2 separate regions of the Homo sapiens genome follow, and region 1 is linked to region 2. Evidence: chromatin loops called from intact Hi-C (ENCODE). Cell type or tissue: PC-3. All regions are shown on one strand. Links, peaks and the distances in the headings refer to the core of each region. The heading gives the core; the rest is flanking DNA.

Region 1 (12,741 bases), core at 2,697-10,696, 120 kb after region 2:
TTCTCTCTCTCTTCCCGTAGCATAATTAGCATCATCATTATTCTGGCTGGAGCAATTGCACTCATCATTGGCTTTGGTATTTCAGGTATGTGATTTCTTGCATTACTACAATCTATTCACCCCTCACCATTAAACTCCTAATCACTCAGTGCGTTAGCATGGAAAGAGCCCAGAGCTTTGACCCAGAAAACCTCAGAGTATAGCATTCATTCTTCTACTTCTTGTGCTTTCTCTACATTAGTCAGTTAAGTCCTCGACTTCAGTGTCCTCATTTTTTATTATTTATTTATTTATTTTGAGACAGGGTCTGGCTCTGTTGCCCAGGTTGGAGTGCAGTGGCATGATCTCAGCTTACTGCAACCTCCACCTCCTGGGTTCAAGCCATCCTCTCACCTCAGCCTCCCAAGTAGCTAGGACTACAGGCATGTGCACCACCATGCCAGGCTAATTTTTTTATTTTTAGTAGAGATGGGGTTTCACCATGTTGCTCAGGCTGGTCTCAAACTCCTGAGCTCAAGCAATCCACCTGCCTCGGCCTCCCAAAGTGCTGGGATTGCCGGCCTGAGCCACCGTGCCCAGGCTAGTTTCCTCATTTTTGAGTGGGGAGATACTGTCAACATCACCAGTTAGTTGAGATAATCAAATGAGATGTTTATCAGTAGTCTATCTATCAGTCAGTGCTGAAGATGTCATTCTGGGATCATAGGTGAAGTGCTGCCTCTGAGCCATTCTGTCAGCGGTTGGCCTGGGTAGATGATTTCTTTGCAACGAAGCTTCAGCTGAAGTGTTAAAGAATATCAAGTCTTTGTACACAGGGGTCTTAGGTAAAGAGACAACTGGTCATGACTACTGTACCATGTAGGAAACAGATACCGCTGTAGCACAGATGGTTAGTTTCTGAACGTATCTAGCCAATGTCAGTTGCAGAAGAGTCTCTTCACTTTCCTCTTCTGCATAGGCCACTGCTCTGAAGCATCTTTTATGGATGCTGCTTTAATTTTGACACTGAATGAGTTAAGGCTGGCAGTTTTCTTCTCTGAGGCAAATTGTCTGCTCTTTTTTTCATAAACCACCTGACTCAGTCCAACACATTCATTTTAACTCAGTCTGTGACCAAAGCTCCGTAACTTTATTTTCTATATTCCAGTGGCCTTTCTGCCATGCTTCTCCAGTGTAGACATGCTGGCACTCAATACTGTCACAAAGTCGAAGCTAAGAAAACTTGCTAGAGTTGTGTTTGCTAGAAAAGACATTCATCCCTTCCCCACTTTCTTTGTCATCAATCATATATTTTTTAGGCCAGTTGTGGTGGTTCACGCCTATAATCCCAGCACTATGGGAGGCTGAGGTGGGAGTACTGCTTAAGGCCAGGGTTCAAGACCAACCTGGGCAACAAAAAGAGACCCTGTCTCTACATTAAAAATAAAAAAAGTAAATAACATGTGTATTTTATCTTCCATTCATTTTTTTCTATTGGGGTATTTGTCTTTCTCTTTTTGATTTGTAGGTAATTCCTTCTTTATCATGGATGCAAACTAGTTACAGGTATCACCAAATCTCTTCTACTCTACACTTTGCTTTTTTACTCTCTTAATGATGTTTTTCAATGAGCAGAAGTTCTTAATTTTAATTTTTATTGATCCTTTTCTTTATACTTGGAGCTTTTTGTAACCTGTTTAAGAAATCTTTGCCTATTCCAAGGTCGTGAAGATGTTCTTCTAGATTATCTTGTAGAAGCTTTATTGTTTTGTCTTTCACATTTATATCTGCAAACCATCTCAAGTTAATTTTATATGTAGTACAAGAGAGGGGTCAAGATTCATTTTTTCCTTATGGTATCCAATAAACCCAGCACCACTACTGAACACACTGTCCTTCCCCCACTTCCCTTCAGTACCGTCATGGTCGTAAATCACGTATCCAAATGTGTGGGGATCTGTTTCTGAATTCACTAGCCTGTTTCATTCTAATACTAATTTCCTATGTTAATTTATTTCTTTTCCTGTTCATAATCTTGGTTGTTTTCTCTCAACCAAGTTTCTGAAATCACTAGCCTGTTTCATTGTAATATTGATTTCCTATGTTTCTGTTTCTGATCTGTTTCTGAATTCACTAGCCTGTTTCGTTCTAATATTGATTTCCTATGTTAATTTATTTCTTTTCCTGTTCATAATTTCGGTTTTTTTTCTCTCTTTCTTTCTCTCTAGTCTTCTCTCTTTCTCTTTTTCTTTCTTCTGCTCTCTCTTTCTCTCTCTCTCATATACTAAAATAGATTTATAAGGTATTGTTAGCTTTATAGTAGTTTTGAAAGAACCAGCTTTTAGCTTATTTATATTTTCTCTGATCTGTATTCCTATTTTACTAATTTTGGCTTTTATCTTTATTAATATTCCTCTTCCTGCTTTACTTGGCCATCTTTCAATTCTTTTTCTACTGTCTCAAAATAAAGCAGCTCACAAGGAGTGTGAGTGCTTAAAAAAGCAGCTCACAAGGAGTATGTCCAAAAGGCCAATAAATAGCTTTTAGTAGATACTGCCATTCAATTTTCCAAAGTGATGAGTCAATCTACTCTTCACCAGCAATGCATGAGAGATCAAGCTCTCCACACCCTCACCAATACTGGGTGTTGTGGAATTTTGTGGTTTTAATTTCTGTTTCCTGGTGACAGAGACTGAGTACATTTTCATATGCAAAACATAATGTGGAACTACAGAAGAGCACAAAAGAGTAAGTTCTGTATGATTCTATGCATATGAAGTTCAAAAACAGGCAAATGGATCTCTGCTGGTCAAAGGTAGAATAATGGTTCTTATTACCTTTGGGGACAAGTAAGCAGGTAGCAGTGAGGAGGGGCATGAGGGCACTGCTGGGAGGGCAGTAAGGTTCTATTTCTTGGTGTGATGATGGTTACATGGAATAAAGTTATAATCATTCTTCAAGCTGTACAGTTATGATGTGTGGATTTTTATGTTTGTATACTTCAGTACAGACATACAAAAACATTTGTAAATGTATATATAAAAACATAAAATGCATATAATGTCATGTATGTATATATACATTTTATGTTTACATACATATATATTCTTTTTTTTTTTTTTGAGACAGTCTTGCTCTGTCGCTCAGGCTGGAGTACAGTGGCATAATCTCGGCTCACTGCAGCCTCTGCCTCCCAGCTTCAGGTTATTCTTCTGCCTCAGTCTCCTGAGTAGCTGGGATTACAGACGTGCACCACCACACCTGGCTAATTTTTTGTACTTTTAGTAGAGATGGGATTTTGCCCTGTTAGCCAGACTGGTCTCGAACTCCTGACCTCAAGTGATCCACCCACCTCGACCTCCCACAGTGCTGGGATTACAGGTGTGAGCCACTGCTCTCTGATTTACATATATATTCTTTATAAGGAAATAAAATATAGACTGATAAACCAAATATTTTGGAATAACTTTTAAAGATAGTAATGCTAAAGTACATTTTGGTACCTTCCTCACTAAGGCTTAACTCTTTTTTTCTTTTTCTTTCTTTTTTTTTTTTTTTGAGACAGAGTAGCTGGGATTACAGGCGCGCACCACCACACCTGGCTAATTTTTTTGTATTTTTAGTAGGGACAGGGTTTCACCATGTGTAGCCAGGATGGTCTAGATCTCCTGACCTTGTGATCCACCCGCCTCGGCCTTCCAAAGTGCTGGGATTACAGGTGTGAGCCACCGCGCCAGGCCACTAAGGCTTAACTGTTAATTATAATTTACCCTATTCCTGATCTTATACATCACCTTCAACTAAAACCCTAGTATTTATTTGTCACTCTAAATCTTGATGACTAAACTTTCTTGGACCTAAGGCTCACTGGCTTTGCATCAGAACTCTTAAGAGAGTTGTTTATCTTTTGGTTGTTAGTGGTGTTGACTCTCCTAGCAAGAATTTTCACAATATCATAACTTCCCTGTGTTAGTCAGGAGGTTTGCTACTTATATCTTTTCCTGTTGCATAGCGACAGCCACCTCAAGAACTGTACTCAGCTCCTTGAATGCACAGGGTGCTCCGTAAGTGCTTTTTGAATGGACAGTTGGATGGATGCATGGAGGTGTGAATAGATGGAAGTAACAGTCTGCTCAATCCAGTAATGTACCATCAAAAATTTAAAACTCTACTACTGCCAATAAAAAGGTGTTCTGCCTCCTTCCCATTTCACAGGGTGACAGCTGGTTATTTGGATAAAATGGGCAGTTTGTTAGTTTAATACTGTTTAGTTGGATTTTTTCAATTGCCTCTATTAAAAGGACTATAACCTTTATCAGAGATCGTATTATCACATTTTAAATGAATTCAATAAAATATTAGCTGGTTTAATATATAAGACATTGAAATTAAGCAAATAGCGTTAAGCAGATGATGATATGTATTAGGCCGTTCTTGCACTGCTATAAAGAAATTCCTGAGACTGGGTAATTTATAAAGAAAAGAAGTTTAATTGGCTCACGATTCTGCAGGCTTTACAGGAAGCATGGTGCTGGAATCTGCCTGGCTTCTGGTGAAGCCTCAGGGAGCTTTCAGTCATGATGGACGGCGAGGGGAAACAGTCATGTCATATGTCGAAAGCAGGAGCAAGAGGGAGAGAGAGTGGTGGGGAGGTGCCACATAAGTTTAAACGACCAGATCTCATGTGAACTCAGGGCCTGAGAGCTCACTTATCACCAAGGGGATGACCCAAGCCATTTATAAGGGATCTGCCCCAATGACCCACACACCTCCCACCAGGCACCTCCTCCAATATAATATAATTGGGGATTATATTTCAACATGAGATTTGGGTGAAGACAAATATCTAAACTTTATCATGATGATATCTTTTGAATCCTTTCTTCATGCACTTCACTGTACTAAATAACTTTGCATGCATGATTTGCCTTACTACACACAACAAATAGGAGGTAGATGTTATTACTATGATGAGATGAGAAATGTGTGGAAGGACACACAACAGTCAGCAAGTGAGCATGGCTGTATTTCAAGCCTTGGGAATTTGTTTCCCGAACCTACACTCCTACCCATCACCCCATACCAATGACAACGTTCACACAGAGTTGTAGTGGAGAAGGGTGTTTTATGGTTTGCCTTGCAGGCATGATTCCTGAGACCACAGCTTTTGAAAACATAAAACTTTTCCCCAATACAGAAAGAAATTCTATTTCTTTGTAACTCTCCTGATGCTGTATATGCCACCTTCTCATAGCCATCCTCCTCCTTACAAATTCTAAATAAAAACCCCAGAAAACATAAAATGCATTTGCGGTGGACCATTTGAAAGAGAGGTTGAGGGGTTCCAATCAGCCCCTGGTTAAAGGACAACCCTTGTGGATAAGCCTTCGAGAAGGAAGGAGACGTGATGGAAAGGCCCCTAACCATACCCAGCCCAGTCCCTGCGCTATCACGCACCCTCTGACTTTGAACAGCTCTGTATAATGGAAGAATCTCAGAATCAGAGCCATTCCAATCTCAGCGCTCACACTAACTGTATATCCTTTGGGATACAACTTAAATGTTTCCTCATTGGTAAAATAGGCAGGGTCATTGTGAGAATTAAAGGAGAGTCCACTCACACACCTGTGTGTGATAAACAGCTGCCATTGTTATTTATATTGATGCCATCAATGCTTTTAGTAAAAATCTGCTATTATTAACGCATTCATATAGCACCTCCTAGGAACTGCACAATTTCCTGGTCAACCAGGAAAGGCCTCCTTTGAAGCCACAGGATGCTGCCTCCTAATAATTGTTACAAACAAAACCTGGAACTGTAACATGTGTCCCGTATCGCCCCCGCAACCCCACCCCCCTGCCAGAACTGGGAAGCTGTTGAAAGACCAAAGAATGACTTAGACAAGTCCAGTTTGGTGAGTAAATGAGTTTATTAGGACTTACATACAGGGCACTCCTGGGTGGCAGCAAGACAGCCCTAGAGATCTGTGCCATCTCCCATATCTAAGCTGCTTTTAAGCTGGTTTTCTGGCTCTTTGCCTGCTGTGTGTTTGCAATGAGACTGTTTTTCTTGGTGTGTTCTCAGATACTCTCTGGGATGTTTAGGTTCTCAGGGACATCTGCTCCTCAGCTGGGCACCAAGGCCTTGGCTTACCACCCAGCTGTTGGGGTTCAAGCAGCAGACATACACCCCTAAATAACCTGGTGAGTGACCTATCACACTACAGTAATGCTCCAGCTTCAGACATTGGATAAACCGACTAGGTGTGTGCTGATAACACCAAAATGGAAACATTGCACAGTTTATTTAGAAAATATTTGATCTGTCCAAAAAAACCTTCGAGTCATCTGAGAAAATAAACAGCTGTGGGCCTTTCTTACACTTATTTTGTGGTTTTTAGTTGTTTTGATTTTTAAGTGAAGTAGGGATATCTTCTTATTGGGTTGGCACTCTACATGTCTCAATCTGGCCCTGGGTATCAGCAAAATATGGTAGAAAGGGCATAGGCTCAGGGCCAGACCAGGTTGTGTTTGACCCTGACTCTACTAACAGCTAGATCCAAGGCATTCGGCAAGCCATTTAACCTCATGGAGTCTCTATCCTCATCCATAAATGGGTATAATGGTCATTCTTACTCTCTCATGGCTTAAAATGAGTCTCTGTAAGCAAACATTTAGTGAAATGTTGTTTTCCTTACCTCCTGGGGCTCTGATCTGCAATCTTTCCAAATGATTGTAGTTAATAATGGTTATTAATATCAATACTGATTTAAGGTTTAGCATGTGGCAATTCAGGTACAATATTTAGCACTTTACCTGCATTGTATCATTAAGTCCTTTCAGGAACCCTCTAAGGGAGCATCCCCATTTTACAGATTTTAAAAAATGGTGAAATAAAGGGTTAGAAAACTTGACCAAGGTCACATATCCAATAAGTGGCAGAGCTGGGACTTCAACCCAGGCAGCCTGTACCTGTGCCATGTTCTCAAACACCATGTTCTGCTGCTTTCCTACATTGTTCCCGTATCTGGCCTTGCCCAGTGTCCTTTTAAATTTCTTCTCACGGAAGCAACTGTTCTCCCCACCCCACCGTCTTCTTTGGCAAGAGTGACACTCACAGGTTTGACCCCAAGGTTAAGCTTTGCATTTCGACCTTGTAAGCCATGTACTGTGGTGCCCATCTGGACAGCTGAGTTTTAGCAGATGCTGGTGACCATCTGCTGAAGACATCTAGCATGCTCTCTATGCTACTGGAATGTACGAACCTGTCTTTCTGAGTCATTTCAAAGGACAGCTCATTTTCCAGGTTTTATCCAGCGCTGTGGGCTGCCCCAGCATCATAGTTTCTGTAAAGAATCCTTGTCTTGTGTTACCTATACCCCCACTTCAAGATATTCCTACTCCTACAACGGAGCGCTGATTGAATAGTACTCCCACTGTGTGAACCCAGAGCTGCTCAGGTTTCGTCTTGCCCCTGCTTTAACAGCCCCACTTTCCTCATGCAGACAGGAGCTGTGGTAGTTAATTAGCCCTCACAAGCTGGATAATTAATTTTCAGTAAGTGGCTCAGTCTTCCAATTTTAAAGGGGTTTAATGAAATCTTAGAGGTAAATGAAATGCTTAAAATCTGTGCCCATTTAATAGAATTCTCTATCAATAGGTACCTGCCTCTAGCCCATCTCCATGGGGTCCTTTTGTCCTTTGACTCAACAAGTCACACAAGAATCTCTGGTGGAGTGAGTCTCTGTCTCCAAAAAATAAAAAAAAAAGAATCTCTGGTGGTCAGTAGGCCTGGAGAGTCATAGGAGGCCAGATGGCATAATCCTCCTTGAGCCTATGTTTGTTTGCAAGTCTGAATAGTTTCTTTTCTTGTGAGAAGTAATATTTACATGTGGTTGCTTGCAAATTAAATTTTGTCACTTTTAACAATCATTTATTCACTTAACAAACAAGTATTTTATTGACTGCTTTCTGGGTGCAAAGCAATGGCTAGGTCCCTGTGGTTTTTTTAAGTTCTCACTGGCTCTTATTTCTCTTCTTTATTTGACATTGGGGTGGAGGGGATTTAATCAACATTACACTCATTCCATCTGCCACATCATTAATGCAACCTTAAATGACTAGAACCTGCAGCAGGTCCCTAGGGCATTCCACAGCTGCCTACTTTTAATCATTAACTTCTCTGGGAGATATTTCAACGGATTCCCTAACTGTGAGCTCAAGGCCAACATATTAAAATTAATTCAGTAATACAGTTGCTGAACTAAGGTATGTCATTACCATTTCATTCTCTCCATAAACTGTGCTAATCATGTATTTTTTCTGAGAAGTAATCTTTCAATTCAACTTTAATGGCACTTTATCAACAACCATCAAATTTACCTTTGCTGTAACATAGTTGTATTTGATTCATGATTTTATTGTGAACCTCTCAGTATTTTTATTGCCTTCCTTTTCATTGGATCACATTTCCCCAAAGTTTAGATGTGGTAATCCTGCCAAACGTCCCTTACTCCTACAATAATTTTAGCCTATCTCAAACAATGCTTTGATTTCTACTGATTTCCATTTATTTATTCATTTATTCATAAACTCAGCAAACATTATTTTTCTCTGCAGAAACATAGCTCTAGGCACTACAGGACTTACAGATAGGATTAAGACAGTTTCTGCTCTTGAAAAGCTCACAAACTAGTTCCAGAGATAGATTAGAGACCAGGTAGAGGGAGACAGCTGCTATAATAAAGGCCAAAAAGACAAAAAGTTACAGGAAAGTAAAGAGAGAATCTACTAATTTTTCCTTTGGTGAATTAAAAGAGGATTTCATGGGAGGGCTGCCATCTGAACGGACTTTGAATATAAGTAGAATTTGCATAACTGGTGTTAAAGAAGTGTGAGCTATGAATTAATAGGTACAAGATGAACAGCAGTGTGAAGGCGCATAGTGTAATTGTGTAACCCATGCTAGCCTGGGATGCCTTGGATATCATTCTCTAAGTAACAATACTTGCAAAGCAAACTGAATCTTTAAATCAATGTTCAAGAAAATACCAATGCAGGGAATGGAGGTGTGTTGTGTTCTTATTACACAGCAAAAACTTCATTTTGTCCTCTTTCATAATTCGTCTCCCAGATCTCCCACAGGAATGGCCATGCATGGCAGCTGCTTCCAAAGTGTCTTTTCTCACGCTCTCAAGCCTCCAAAACATCCTTCCAAACCAGGCTATGTACTTGTTTTTGTCTCCTCTTCCTCCTTTTCTAGCTATAATTTTTCTTCCATCAGTAGCCTTCTGTTCTTTCTGCTGCAAATCCATCTAGATTAGCTTCTCCAGTTCTCTTCCTCATTCATTACCCTCATTTACTTTGTAGAGGTCTAGGAGTCAATGAGATAATTCCAACCCCTAATAGGCTGGAAGAGGAGAAGAGCCAAGGATATCCTTATGTTGATAATGTTTACCTCTCACATTAAAACAACAACAACAACAACAACAAACACGTCTGCTTTGTTTGTATGTTTTTTATTTAAGGCAGAAAATCAACAAATAATTTGATACAGACAGACAGAATGGACTATGAAAGGATGTAGTTGGAGAGAAGGCTGCAAAGACAGCAATAAGGGCTAATATGTATGGAGCATTTACTATGTAGCAGGCAGTGTTTAGCTTTGAAGTCCAGGCTGGAAAATCTGAAATCCATTCCACAGCTCTTAGGAACCATTAAAGATGAGTGATTAGAAAACAGATATGTTCAAATTGTACTGTAAGAAGGTCTACCTGTAGGATTAATGCATGTAAAATGGATTGGATGGAGGCGAAGATGAAAGGTAGAAATACCAATAAAGAAGCTGATAAGTCCAGTTAGGAAGTGCTCAGGACCCGTTATGTTGGGCTTTTTTGGCTGTAAGAAAGAGAGACTTGTGCAGGCCACTTTAATATCAGGTGTTGTTTAAAGGATGTGCAGAGATTAGGACAGGAACTAGACCTGAACACCCCAGGATCCAAGACAGCTCTGGGGATGAAAGACTCTTTCCATTTTTCTCTCCCATGGTCTCTCCCCCATACTTCTTTGTGTCTCCTCCACTCTCCTCTTGGGCTCCAAGGCCATCTGCCCTTAGTTTCATATCCAAGCCACAGAAAGAGCCTCTCAAGAAGATTCAGTTAATTAAATCACCCCAATAGGTGTCCTCAGTCAGCAGCCCCCAGTGTACAATGAACAGCTGATTGATCCTTCCTTGACTGGGTAGGCTGTAGGCTGGCCAAGTGAGGAGGAAGCAGTTGGATACAGCTGGCACATAATTAATATTTCTACTGGTGGTATGTCAGTAGAGGAGAGGGTGGCTTTCATTTTAAACCAAAAATCAACTGAATTAAATACAGTTCTTCATTATGCTATAGCTAGCACTGTAAACTTGATCAAATCAGTTATTTTCTCACTGCCTTAGTTTCTATGTCATTCAAACAGAAATAAAAGTTACAGCACTTTAGAATTCAGCATTTTTCAGAATGACTAGGCCACATTTAGTTAACATGAGATTTCACTTCTGTGCTACTTCTGGTTAACTGAGAATAACAATACCTTATATGTGTAATTACAGTTTGCAAATCAGGTTAATATCCATTTGATTTGATCCTCACAAGAAACCTTTAAAGTAGGTGATATAGTTTGGCTCTGTGTCCCCACCCAAATCTCATCTTAAATTATACTCCCATAATTCCCATGTGTTGTGGGAGGGACCTGGTGGGAGATCATTTGAATCATGGGGGTGGTTCCCCCCATACTGTTCTCATGGTAGTAAATAAGTCTCACAAGATCTTATGGTTTTATCAGGGGTTTCTGCTTTTGCATCTTTCTCATTTTCTCTTGCCACTGCCATGTAAGAAGTGCCTTTCACCTCCCGCCATGACTCTGAGGCCTCCCCAGCCATGTGAAACTGTTAAGTTCAATTAAACCTCTTTTTCTTCCAAGTCTCGGGTATTTCTTTATCAGCACTGTGAAAATGGACTAATACAGTAAATTGGTACCAGTAGAGTGGGGCACTGCTGAAAAGATACCCAAAAATGTGGAAGCAACTTTGGAACTGGGTAACAGGCAGAGGTTGGAACAGTTTGGAGAGCTCAGAAGAAGACAGGAAAATGTGGGAAATTTTGAAACTTCCTAGAGACTTGTTGAATGGCTTTGACCAAAAGCCTTATAGTGATATGGACAATAAGGTCCAGACTGAAGTGGTCTCAGATGGAGATGAGGAACCTGCTGAGAACTGGAGTAAAGGTGACTCTTGTTATGTTTTAACAAAGAGACTGATGATGTTTTGCCCCTGCCCTCGAGATTTGTGGAACTTTGAACTTGAGAGAGATGATTTGGGGTATCTGGTGGAAGAAATTTCTAAGCAGCAAAGCATTCAAGAGGTAACTTCGGTGCTGTTAAAGGTATTCAGTTTTATAAGGGAAGCAGAGCATAAAAGTTTGGAAAATTTGCAGCCTGACAATGTGAAAGAAAAGAAAAACCCATTTTCTGAGGAGAAATTCAAGCTGGCTGCAGAAATTTGCATAAGTAATGAGGAGCTGAATGTTAATCCCTAAGACAATGGGGAAAATGTCTGCAGGGTATGTCAGAGGTCTTCATGGCTGCCCCTCCCATCACAGGCCTGGGGTCCTAGGAGAAAATAGTTTTGTGGGCCGGGCCCAGGGTCCCCATGCTGTGTGCAGCCTAGGGACTTGGTTTCCTGTATCCCAGCTGCTCCAGCTGTGCCCAAAAGGGTCTTGGGCCATGGCTTCAGAGGGTGCAAACCCCAAGTCTCGGCAGCTTCTATGTGGTGTTGAGCCTGTGAGTGCACAGAAGTCAAGAATTGGGGTTTGCGAACCTCCACCTAGATTTCAGAAGATGTCTGGAAATGCCTGGATGCCCAGGCAGAAGATTGCTGCAGGAGTGGGGCTCTCATGGAGAACTTCTGCTAGGGCAGTGCAGAAGGAAAATATGGAGTCGGAGCCCCAACACAAAGTCCCCCTGGTGCACCACTTAGTGGAGCTGTGAGAAAACAGCCACTGTCCTCCAGACCACAGAATGGTAGATCCACTGACAGCTTGCACTGTTCTTCTGGAAAAGCAACAGACACTCAATGCCAGCCTATGAAAGCAGCTGGGAGGGAGGCTGCACCCTGCAAAGCCACAGGGGTGGAGCTGCCCAAGACCATGGAAACCCACCTCTTGCATCAGCATGACCTGGATGTGAGACCTGGAGTCAAAGGAGATCATTTGGAGCTTTAAAATTTTGGACTTGCATAGGCCCTGTAACTACTTTGTTTTGGCCAATTTCTCCCATTTGGAATGACTGTATTTACCCAATACCTGTACCCCCATTGTATCTAGGAAGTAACTAGCTTGATTTTGATTTTACAGGATTATAGGTGAAAGGGACTTGCCTTGCCTCAGATGTGACTTTGGACTGTGGACTTTTGAGTTAATGCTGAAATGAATTAAGACTTTGGGGGACTGTTGGGAAGGCATGATTGGTTTTGAAATGTGAGAACGTGAGATTTGGAGGGGCCAGGGATGGAATGATATGGTTTGGCTGTGTCCCCACCCAAATCTCATCTTGAATTATACTCTCATAATTCCCATGTGTTGTGGGAGGGACCCAGTGGGAGATCATTTGAATCATGGGGGCAGTTTCCCTATACTGTTCTTGTGGTAGTGAGTAAGTCTAATGAGATCTGGTGGGTTTATCAGGGGTTTCTGCTTTTGCATCTTTCTCATTTTTCTCTTG
Region 2 (12,741 bases), core at 2,384-10,383:
GCAAGGAAGCAGAGATGTGAAAATTAAGTACCTAACCCCTCTAAGCCTAGGTAAGGATAATAATACTCCCATCTCATTCATTATTATGAAGCTTAAGAGTTATAAGTGCCCAATAAACATCAAAAAATCCCTGGCTGCTGGCACTAGGGAGGACGCGAAGGGCAGTATGAGAGTGATATAGGAAGGGTCCATGAACTAAACAGCATGGGGAAAATGTAGGGAGCATGTTTATGATAGAAACTTTTCTCTTCCTAGCCAAAGCCAAACAAACCAGCATACAAACCCCTCGATTACATGCAAGCTGTGGGAAGACAAGGAGGATGCAAAATGGTATGATTACAATGGTGAGGAGGTGATGGTGCAGGGCAGACATGATTGCAATTCCTGCTGGAGAAGCTGTGGCAGCTGGGGAGCAAGTCAGTTGCCCAGGTCCAGTGAAAAACGGGCATGCTAGGATGAAGGATGTCCTGGCAGCAGAGGCTCTGATGATTGGAACTCTCCATCTGTCCATTGAGTTTCCCCTCCAATGACTACAGATTTGTGGAGTTGCGCATGCACCCCTAGATAGGGGTTCTGGGAGACTTTTAGCTTTGATCATTTGAAACCTATGGATTTAATGTTTGTTGTATATTTTCTCTATAACTAAATCCCTCTCTACAAGTTATATCAATAGAATATATAATGTGGTTGGGCAAGCCACCACTTTTCCCATTTAGCAGCAAGTTGCATAAGTGCTTGTTCTAAGATGGTGATCATCTTTAAGCTGGTGACCTTCAACCCTCCTTTAGAGAGCTCTGTGACTTTGAACTTGATCAGTCCTACCCTTTATCTGACTCTGTCCATTGTGTCTGCACTATACTTACTCTTGAGTGTGAGTGTGTGTAAAATATAACATGCATACAGAAAGGTTTTTAAAATGAATATACGAGTTAACAATCTGTAAAATAAACCTCAGTGTAATCTACTTGTGTCAAGCCATAAAACATTACTAATAGCTGTAAAAACCTTTTCCTGATTGTAACCTCTCACTCTCCCTAAGAGTGAATACTCTCTTGATTTTTATAGTATTTACTTCCTTATTCTTCTTTGATAGTTTTAGTCCTAAAACTTGTTTAATTTTGCCTTTTAAAAAATTGTGTATAGAGCCAGGCTGGGTGACGTGTGCCTGTAATCCCAGCTACTCCAGAGGCTGAGGGGGAATGATTGCAAGAGCGTAGGAATTCAAGATCAGCCTGGGCAACATGGTGAGATTCAGTCTTAAAACAAAAATTGTATATAAAGTACATTATACAGTGTATATTCTGTACTGTTTGGCTCCTTTCACGTAATATTGTGTCTTTAAGATTCATCCTCTATATATCATGCAGCTGTACTTTTTTCCTTATTTCTCATAATACAGTATTTCATAGTATGAATAGATCACAATTTGTTATTTATTTCACTCTTGATAGACATTTAGGTTGTTTCCATTTGGAGTTATTATTCAGTACTGCTATGAATATTCTTAAACATGTATACTGGTGCACATAAACATATGTTTTATGAGGGTATATAACTTGGAGGTGAATTGCTGTGTCATAAATTATGCATATCTTGTATTTTATTTGATAATGTCAATCTGTTTGCTATAGTAATTGTGCCAATTTACACTTCCATCAACAACATTTGAGTTCTTGATGTTCTACAACCTTGAAAGCTTGGTTTGATACTCTAGTGAGGTATAGTGGTGTATCAGTATGGCTTTAGTGTACATTTCCCTGCTAACAAATGAGGTTGAGAATTAATGCTCATTTCATATTCATTATCTGTCAAATCTTCTGCCTGTTTTTTTTGTTGTGTTGTCTGTTTTTGTTTTCTTTTGACTGGTAGGTTCGTAGGAATTCTTTATGTATCTTAGATATGAACCCTGAACCCCTTGTTGATTACACACATTGAAAAATGGTGTTCCACTTTGAGGTTTGCTTTTTCTCTCCTTTAGTGATGCACTTTAATGAACAGAAGTTCTTGAATTTGATCTAGTCAATTTTTTCAAACTATTTTAATGTAGTCAACTTTTTCAAACTATTTTAAGTGCTTTGGGGATCTTGTTTAAGAAACCTTTCCTAATCCAGAATTCATAAAGATATTTTCCTATGTTATCTGCCAGAAGCTTTATTGTTTTACTTTTTCCATTCAATCTATAATCCACCTAAGAATGATTTTTGTATATAATGTGAGGTAAGTTTACTAACCAACTTTTGAAGGATTCTTTTATCTTTTGGAGAAGCTGACCTTCTGCTGTCCTGGTTTTACTCCTAAATTTGAGGCTAATCAAGGTGGTAGGTCTCCCAAACTCCTAACAGGTAAGTGATCTACCAGATCATCAAAATATCATAAAGAATATATACATATAATACAATTTATACATACAGTATGTATGTACATTCATACATAGTCATAATTATCTACCAAGAATAGAAAGAGGTATCCCTTTACAAGGAGAAAGAGATATAATGGTTAAGTGTGACTATGTTTTTGAGACAAGGCAGAAGATAAGAAATCTGAAGGACTGGTTATCAACAGAGAAATTAGGGATCTATTTATTTATTTATTTATTGAGACCAAGTCTCTCGCTCTGTTGCCCAGGCTGGAGTGCAATGGCACTATCTCGGCTCACTGCAACCTCCACCTCCCAAGTTTAAGCAATTCTCGTGCCTCAGCCTCTCGAGTATCTGGGATTACAGTGACGTGCCACCACGCCCAGCTAATTTTATTTTATTTTATTTTATTTTATTTTATTTAGACAGAGTTTCGCTCTTGTTGCTCAGGCTAGAGCGCAATGGCATGATCTTGGCTCACTGCAACCTCTGCCTCCTGGGTTCAAGCGATTCTCCTGCCTCATCCTCCTGAGTAACTGGGATTACAGGCATGCACCACCACGCCCAGCTAATTATATATTTTTAGTAGAGACAGGGTTTCTCCATGTTGGTCAGGCTGGTCTCGAACTCCTGACCTCAGGTGATCCACCCGCCTCGGCCTCCCAAAGTGCTGGGATTACAGGCGTGAGCCACCACACCCAGCCAGAAGTTAGGGATTTAATAGTTGGTAGGTATAGTGGACATTTGTTGTTTGTCCTGCCCAGAATAATATCGCGCTGCTTAAAGCCTTACTAACGTGTGCTTCATGAACTCAGGGCATTATCTGTCTTGCTCATCACCCTGTATTCTTAACGTTCAGCACAGTGCCTAGCACAATAGTAGCACTAAACAAGTATTTATTGAATAAATGAATGAAATACTCCTACTGTCATGATTCAAATGGAAGATATCATCTTTTGGTAGACCGCCTGCACAGCCTTAATAATAACTTTGTTGCATGCTTACTGTGTGCTAGACAAGATGCTAAATGATTCAAATTTGTCATCTCTTTTATTTCTTGCAACCATCTTACAAGATAGGAATGATTATTATCCCTATTTTATAGATGAAGAAACCAAAGGCACAGAAGAGTTAAGCAACTTGCATAAGGTATAGCTAGTAAGTGCAGGAGTTGGAACTTGAAATCACATCATCAGACCATAGAGCTTATGCTCTTAATCTTTCCATTGAATTGCCGTAGTGATTGATCTAAGCATGACCTCCTAACCCTCCAAGCTGAACCAGTAATGAGAAAAGCTAATGACTATTGATTACTTGCCTTGTGCTGGGTACCATATAAAATTGTTTACATATTTTCCTCATTTAATCGTGATATAAAACCTGTAAACCATTATTGTCCCCATTTTACAGATAAGGAAACTGAGGTAAAAGAGCTTAAGTAAATTGCTCAAGATCAATCAGCTAGTAGGCAGGGGAGCCAGTGTTTGAGCTCAAGCAGTTGGACTTCAGAACCCATACTGATACCCACCAGGCTATCTGCCTCTATTAAGACCTATTTCCCTTACCTCAGAAAGGTACACCTTGAAGAAGCAAGGCCAATCAGAGCCCTTCTCTGGGACCTTTGAACTAGAGACCATTGCTTTCTGGTAGGGAAGATGTGAAATTATGAGCCAAAGAGAGCCACCACCCCCATGAGGGGGCAGATCCCATCTGCAGTAGAAGAGTAAAGCTGACTGACAGAGAGAAATGCAAGAGGTGAAGGTGATAATCTTGATGGCTCTTTCATTCACCCTGCCCGGCCAGCTCTTCCTTTTGTTATGTGAGCCTTCCCATAAATTACTCCCCACCCTCCTTTTTATTCTGCCTAAACTAGTTCAAGCTGGGTTCTTGTCACTAGCAACCAGAATAGTCTCAGCTAACACAGAAGGCTGTGGTGTTCTCCCAAATGTGCTAACATTTATGAAAAAGCATCAAAGCCCTTTGGAGTTTAACACAAACTGTATTTCCTGACTTTCCATTTGATGCATGAATGAGGATGATGTCTTTTTATAAAAGTGCCTTCTGTGGGTTTATAAATGAATAATAAGTTGGATCTTCTTTGTTAAAGGCTGCAGCATCTTGCGTACATCTTTCCAGTGAAGCGGATGGCCTGATATATACTCTTCTAAACTAATTTTTTTTTTTTTTTTTTTTTTTTAGAGATGGAGTTTTGCTGTTGTTGCCCAGGCTGGAGTGCAATGGCATGATCTCGGCTCACTGCAACCTCCACCTCCCGGGTTCTAGCGATTCTCCTGCCTCAGCCTCACGAGTAGCTGGGATTACAGGCATGTGCTACCACGCCCAGCTACTTTTTGTATTTTTAGTAGAGACAGGGTTTCACCATGTTGGTCAGGCTGGTCTCGAACTCCTGACCTCAGGTGATCCACCCACCTCGGCCTCCCAAAGTGCTGGGATTACAGGTGTGAGCCACCACACCTGGCTTAAACTAAAAAAAAAACCTGCTTATCGAATATGTCAAAATGCAGGCTTTTTGTGATGGACAGCTCCTCTCAGCTAAACAGTGGTGTATCCTGGATTCCCACCAATACATGGTAAAATTATATTTCTTCACTGGGTTTTGAGACTATATAGCTCTCTAAGTCTCAGTCATCTTATCTACAAAATGGAGGGATTGGTCTGCAAAGGACCTTTAGGGCCTTTAGGGTCCTTTTCCCAACTCTAAGCTTTGTGGTTTAAAAAAACTTGAGGCTGATATCAACTCAAGAGGTACTAATGGTCATTTGCTTTGCGGACCTGCTGTTGGCTTAGGTGAGATGACACTTGCCATTTCAAAATGTGAAGATCTTTCTTTTTTAAGTTCACCTTTTCAATGTCTAGTGTCACATTTCCCCCAGAATATTCTACAGAATGGAATGCTAATCCTTGGAATTCTCTCCAATCAAGGAGTCATCGATCAAAAATTATATACCATATCCCCCTGGGAGATTAACAATTCACGTTATAAATTTAAAGGCCCTGAGCAATTTTTTAGTAAAGAAACCTGTGTAACTTATTTTACCCTAAGATTTTCCAAATACATTTAACCAAAGAACCCTTTCTACAAAAACACACAGTGATATCACATGTAGAACTGCTGGCTCAACATCTTCCCTCTGGTTCTGTACAGTAGAATAGATGTTATGACTGCCTTAGTGTGAGCATATTTAATAGGTAATAATGTTATATTTAATTACCCTATTTCCTGGGTGTAGCTTTTTGTGAATTGAAAAGTGATCACTAGGAGATTATTATTTGGTTCTATACTAGGTAGCATCATATATTAATTCTTCCCCTGAGCTCTAAATGGCTATAAAGATTCCCTTCAATTGACCAGAAGAGGGAAGCAGAGGACCTGAGATGGCATCTGAAGTCCCAGTAAGTGACTTGGGAACAAAGGAACACATGTAAGAAGATAAGGCAGCATCAGTTCAGGAGCTTGTCTTGGAAAGATCATCTCCCAAGCAGACTGAACCATTCACATTTCAACCACATCATCTTCAGAATGCGAAGGCCCATTATTGGAAGCCATCACCTCATACCATTATGCATTTCCTAGAGCTTCCATAGCAAACAGGTCTCCTTAAAGTCGGGGAGTACCAGGAGATCATCAGGATGGGGCTGATGGAGACATCAGAAAACAGTGAAGCAAGGCCAGTAGACCTGGAGATTGCAGCAACAGTTCCCAAGAGCTGGGGCTTCCTCACAGCTGTGTGTGTTTGCATCTTCTGGTCCCAAGAGCAGCCACTGCTCAGGTAGGCTCATAGCAGATTATTCACCTGCCAAGCCATTAGCCAGACATGATTTTAGAATGGCAGGCCCATTATCACCCATGTTATTTGAATTGGAAGACATGGTATTTGGGGTTGGGGGTAGTATTGGGCTTGGGCTCAAGGTTCTGAACACCCAAATCCTGCCTTGCCAGAGCTTTGCCCTTGTCCATGAGTGCCACAAGGGAGACATCATGCTCAGAGGACAGGGCCAGGCAAATGCATGCATTTTATAAGAATGTTTTGGCTTCAAATACTACCCTAGGCCATTGCGAAGCTAGGGATAACCACTGAAAGATTCTTTTTGTCTAATCTAAAGGCAAAATTAATGCTAAAACTAGGCCCTGGCTAGGTGTCTTGGCTCATGGCTGTAATCTTAGTGTTTGGGGAGGCTAAGTGGGAGGATCACTTGAGGCCAGGATTTCGAGACCAGCCTGGGAAACATAGCAAGACCCTTAAAATAATAATAATAATAATAATAATAATAATAATAATAATAATAATAATAAAATGTCCAAGTGACCGTCTTGGTACTTTCCCCCTAAGTTTATACCTCTTTCTCAGGCTTTGTTATTTTAACTTTGTGACAGCAAGAAAAGATGAATCCAAGGAAAACCATGCCAACGAAAGGAGAGAGAAATGAGCCTCTCTTTAAAATCTGGAGCATAGGTGGTATAAGTGTGCTTTTCGCACACCAGAGGTACAAAAGAGAAATTCCCAGGACATGAACACCCAAAAAAAGAATGTGGCCAATAAAATACCTTTGAACTTGACTCATCCTCATTACCCTTTTTATCACTCTCTTCCTTGGATGTATAGGTGGGAATTAATGGGGGAGAGTGGAGTGAGGTAAAGAGAATCGAGTGAAGACCGCAGAGGAGGCCATCCTCTCACTTGGCCTTCCTTCTCCTCCCACTGGCCTCCTCCTCTGCTCCTTTCTACCCTATGCCAACCTGTCAGAGCCCCTAAGCATAAACGTCAGAGTCACTGTGTTGAAATGTCAGTATCCATGCTATATTCTTTTGCACTTTGTTTCCCATCTCTTGGTGGTTCTGTAAGAATGAGAGAGGAGTTTTGGTGTTACTTGGTGGTATCACCCATCTTCTCCTCTGTGAGGAACCCAAGAATATCTGAGTCCTTAAATGGTCCCATCTTGCCTTTAGTGTCTCAGGGGAGTTCTGTGCCAGGAAAGGAACAGCAGGAAATGAGAATCAATGAATTATATGATTACTAGCTAAGTCAGCACCTGATAATTCCCAATGCAGCGTTTTCTGGTAAAAGATGAACTTGAGCATGTCTTAAGCCTCAGTGTGTAACTGGGATTTTTTATTTCTCTTCAAATGGAAATTTTAGGCATATTGTTTGATAGAGAGATCCAACCTTTGAGAGGAATACTAAATGCATTTACTCTCTAGCATCAGGTTGAGGAAGACCTAAGAGATCTTATGTCTGCTTACCACTGGGAGATAGGAAGCAGAAAATGCGGGAAAACAGGAACTGGGTGCTGACATTTTGAGACAGTGGCCCTGCCCACTGATTACTGGGGCCCAGTCAAAACCTTGGACTGTGATCAATTGGCTTCCAGACCTTCTTCCCTTGAGTAGAGGAGAGTAGGGGAGCTGCAGGGGATGTGAACAGAGGCAGAATCTCCCTCATGAAAGAGGGAAGTCCTCATAGGCAGGAAGTTTCCCTCACAGTTTTTAAAATCTGAAAAGAAGTCATAGTAGATTTTTGACTCCTAGGAAGGAAATCACCATTTACTGAACATCAATTATGCCTTCAGTCATGCTAGGCAAGTTTCATTTGTTGGTTTCTTAGTTGAAAGTAAAAAATAATTCTGACTTACTCAAAGCAAAAGAGGAATTTATTGAAAGGATATCAGGTAACTAATAGAATTCTAGCCAGTGGGCAAGCAAGCTCAGATACTCTGTAGTCAAAATCAATTCCAAAAATAAAACTATCCTATATTTGGCTGGGGAAGACTATTCAAGTTGGTTCATAAACCCACTGAAATGATAACTAATAATTTGGTTGCTACCAGGGATGACAAAATTTTATATGTACAGCTTTTACATTTCCCTTCTCAGGCCTAGAGTCAAAGATTTTTTTCTAAGAATCTCTGGTTCATTTGAATAGGAAATGGTATTATAATCTGGGTACTAGTGGTCTCATTGCTACTGAGTTTATCTTTTCTTTCAGGCCTTTTCAATGGATAGATATAATATATATAAATTATATAGTCATATATAAAGTTATATTACAAATATGTATGTGTGTGTGTGTGTATATATATATATGCTCATACTGATAGTTTCTACTCACATTTAGGACTACAGGTTTTTCACTTAGTCTTAGCTATCTTACATCTGTATTTCGTTTCTCCTATGTGAAAATTTTCAATTTTCAATGGTACTTGTTATTGGACTGAACTGTGTCTCCCAAAATTCATATGCTGAAGTTGTAACCTCCAGTGACTATATAGTTGCCACTCCATATCTGTGGATTCCACATCCATGGAGTCAATCAACTGAGGATCAAAAATATTTGAAAAAAATTATAATACAGTATTAAAAAATAACACAAATTAAAAAACCAATACAGTATAACAACTATTTATATAGTATTTACATTGTATTGGGTATTATAAGTAATCTAGACATGATTTGAAGTATATGAGAGGATGTAGGTAGGTTTTATTTAAATAAATAACATTTTATATTATATATGAAATACACTTTATATAAGGAGCATAAGCATCTGCCGATTTTGATATGGTGTGTAGCCCTGGAACTAATGCCCCATGGATACCAAGGGATGATTGTATTTGGAGATAAGGCCTTTAGGGAGGAAATTAAGGTTAAATGAGATCATAAGGGCGAGGCCTTAATCTGACAGGACTGGTATCCTTATAGGAAGAGGAAAAGTCATGTCCGGGTACAGTGGCTCACACCTGTAATACCAGCACTTTGGGAGGCAAGGGTGGGAGGATTGTTTGAGGCCAGGAGTTTGAGACCAGTCTGGGAAACATAGTGAGACCCTTGTCTCTATTATAAAAAAGGAGAAGAAGAAGAGGAAGAGACAGTGATCTCTCTCTCTCCTTCTCTCCCGGTGTGCAAGGAGGGAAGGCCATGTGAAGTCATGGTAAGAAGGTGGCTGTCTACAAGCCGGGAAGGGAGGCCTCACCAGAAACCAGCTCTGACAGAATCTTGATCTTGAACTTCTAGCCTCCAAAACTGTGAGAAAATACATTTCTGTTGTTTAAGCTCCTGGTCTGTGGTATTTTGTTACAGCAGCCCTAACACACTAATACAGTACCATAATTACTCTTTTCGCTTTATCCCACAATGCCCACATGATAATACCATTGCCACCACTAACAACATGATTACTGTGAGTAGTTTAACATTGTCCTATGTCATTCTTTTTGCTTTTAGGGTATATACCACTAGTGATATACAGTCAAATTACTATTTCTGAAAGTCACTTTTTTTTTTTTTTTTTTTTTTTTTGGAGACGGAGTCTCGCTCTTTCATCCAGGCTAGAGTGCAATGGCGCAATCTCGGCTCACTGCAAGCTCCGCCTTCCCAGTTCACGCCATTCTCCTGCCTCAGCCTCCCTCTGAAAGTCACTCTGACCAATCTCTCTCTATGTGGTTATGTCACTATTTAGATACATGTTAGGATTGTTTCCTTTTACTTTCCACTTTTAGGGATTGCTTTTTTTAAACTTTAAGTTTGTTTCATAATTATGTAAAATATTACATGATTCTAAAGTCATATCTAGAAGACATGCTTTCCTCATAGAATGCTAACATTAGCATCCTTATGCTCAACTACAACTCTGGTTTTTCAGACGATTCAGAATATATTTGGGTGGCTATATAGCAATCTTGGCCACAGTGTTAATTTATGTTTTCTCTCTGATGACTTTTTTTTTTTTTTGAGATGGAGTCTTGCTCTGTCACCCAGGCTGGAGTGCAGTGGCATGATCTTGGCTCACTGCAACCTCCACCTCCCGAGTTCAAGCGATTCTCCTGCCTCAGCTTCCCAAGTAGCTGGGACTACAGGCACGTGCCACCAGGCCCGGCTAATTTTTGTGTTTTTAGTAGAGACAAGATTTCACTATGTTGGCCAGGCTGGTCTCGAACTCCTGACCTCAGGTGATCCACCCACTTCAGCCTCCCAAAAAGCTGGGATTACAGGCGTGAGCCACGGAGCCCGGTCACTCTCTGCTTATTTTTATTTTCTTTTTCTTTTGTTTTTAATACTTTGCCATAATGTGCCTAGTTTTGGATTTATCTATTTTTATCCTGCTGAAGATTTAATGTATTTCTTGAATATAAAGATTTACATTTTTATTGTTTCTTAATAATTCACAATAATTTTATCTTCAAATAATTCTTTCTCATTTCTCCTAATCTTTCTTTTGGGAACTACAACTAATCATTCTTTCTTAGTCTGTTCTTCCTAACTCTTAACTTCTTTTTCATATTTTTTATCCCTTTATCACTTTGTGTTACATTCTGGTTAATCCTCTAAGATTTACCTTCTAGTCCATTGATTACTTCCTCAGTTGTGTTTACATCTGCTATCTAATTTTTCCTTTGAATTATAATTCCAACTACTACATTTTCTTTTATAAAAGTTTTTTTAAAAATCTATTTCCGGCCAGGCGCGGTGACTCATGCCTATAATCCCAGTACTTTGGGAGGCTGAGGCAGGTGGATCACGAGGTCAGAAGTTTGAGACCAGCCTGGCCAACAAGGTGAAACCCCGTCTCTACTAAAAATACAAAAATTAGCCAGGCGTGGTGGTGGGTGCCTGTAATCCTAGCTACTTGGGAGGCTGAGGCAGGAGAATTGCTTGAACCCAGGAGGCGGAGATTGCAGTGAGCCGAGATGGTGCCACTGCACTCCAGCCTGGGTGACAGAGCAAGACTCAGTCTCGGGAAAAAAACAAACAAACAACAACAAAAAAAACCATAAGAAACTATTTCCCTTTGTCACTTTCATTATTAATATTGTTATTAGAGACAGGGTCTCGCTATATTGCCCAGGCTGGAGTGCCTGGGCTATTCACAGCCACCATCATTGAGCACTACAGCCTTGAACTCATGGGCTCAAGCCATTCTTCTGCCTCAGCCTCCAGAATAGCTAAGAATACAGTTTAATTATTTAAAAAATACTATTTTTATAGTCTCTTCAGATTGTACTATCGTCTAAAATTTGCAAAGCTACTTAATCCTACTAGTCATTGAGTTTATTGACTTTCCTAAATAGGGCATGAGTTAGTTGCAGGGTAATCTTTTATTGTAAGCTGATCTTTAGTAAGGATATTTTATCCCTTTGGGCTCTCTTTGTCCTCTAAATCATAGGTTGGCAAACTTTTTCTATATAGGGCCAAATAGTAAATATTCTAGTCTTGGCAGGCTACACAGTCTCTGTCTCTTCCTCCTTCTCTTCTTCCTTTTTTTTTTTTTTTTTTTTTTTTTTTTTTTTTAGTAATAACCTTTTAAAAATGTAAAATCCATTCTTAACACACAAAGTCTACAAGAGCAGGCCATGGCAGTATTTGGCCCACGGGCCTTAGTTTGCTGACTCTGGCTCTAGACGTTGGAAATGCACGCTTCCCTCTGCCAAGTTGATTTGCTGGCTTCAAACCAGTTTACGTTAATTTCTTGGACTTGAGGATGCCTATGCCACCTGCGTAGTTTATATTTTGGTTTAAAACAGTCTTGAGGTTTTGGTTTTTAAAGGAATAATTTTTCCTCTGATCAGAGTCCTAGGCAGATTCAAATTTCCTTATTGCTCTTCTGGGCAGAGAATTTCTTGTTTCTAGTTCACTGGAGGGTACCTCTCAAGGTCCCCATTTTATGCAGTGATCTTAGTGATAGCTTACCACCTTAGGCAGGCCCCAAACCATATCTGTCCTTTCCCTGAATGATTATTAGAGCCAATATCTGGATTTGATACCCTCACTCCTGTCCCCAAAGTTATCACTATATTATTTCATTATTTCATAATTCTGGCTTTAAATTCCTTTATTGTTTACATATTATTGTTTTTCTTTTTTTTCAGCTTAGCTATTCTTTTAATTATATGCATCATATATCATTTACCATTTCTCCATATTGAGTGAAGCAAGGCATCCACATTAGTTTATTCCTCCAAGCTGCCAGAGTAACGCTAAATCAGAAAAGGTATTGAATTTTATCAAAAACCTTTATTCATTCATTGTGATTATAAGATATGTCTTATCCGCTGTGAAAAAATGATGTAACATGTTATATTAATATTTTTTCTAAGTTATCCTTGTATATCTGGAATGAAGATTTCTTGGTTATGAAGCATAGTCATTTAATATTCTGTGGATACAATTTAGTAGGTTTATGATTCCAGATGTATAAATAAGATTGATCTAAAGTTTGATATGCTTTTCTTTTTCCTGTTTCTTTTCTTTTTCTCTTTTGTATTAGAGTTATCCTAGTTCTGTTAAAAATTGTGTAGCTGTCTATATTCATTTTTATATCTATATGTGTTTTTAAAAATTATTGATTAGATGCTTATCTTTTGTACTTTT

What was found. Peaks named below come from ENCODE experiments on the same cell type or tissue, not always from the same donor. Only the 100,000 strongest peaks of a DNase experiment are listed, where the experiment ranks them.
Region 1: a loop joins it to region 2, with 4 times the contacts of the local background. A loop is called at or near these places in 2 of 110 quality-filtered maps.

What each region holds. Positions count from the first base shown.
Region 1 is chr1:117,157,451-117,170,191 of GRCh38, reverse strand. It overlaps VTCN1 (V-set domain containing T cell activation inhibitor 1), which reads left to right. Exons shown (of 6, transcript NM_024626.4): 2 at 21-85. Among named protein-coding and RNA genes, the nearest start is that of TRIM45, 42 kb to the right of the region's middle. In PC-3, for the core only: no CTCF peak of the experiment used is centred there; a DNase peak (open chromatin) is centred at 3,921; H3K27ac peaks cover 3,197 bases.
Region 2 is chr1:117,277,790-117,290,530 of GRCh38, reverse strand. No RefSeq gene overlaps it. Among named protein-coding and RNA genes, the nearest start is that of LINC01525, 11 kb to the left of the region's middle. In PC-3, for the core only: a CTCF peak has its summit at 5,742 (motif pointing right); a DNase peak (open chromatin) is centred at 5,750.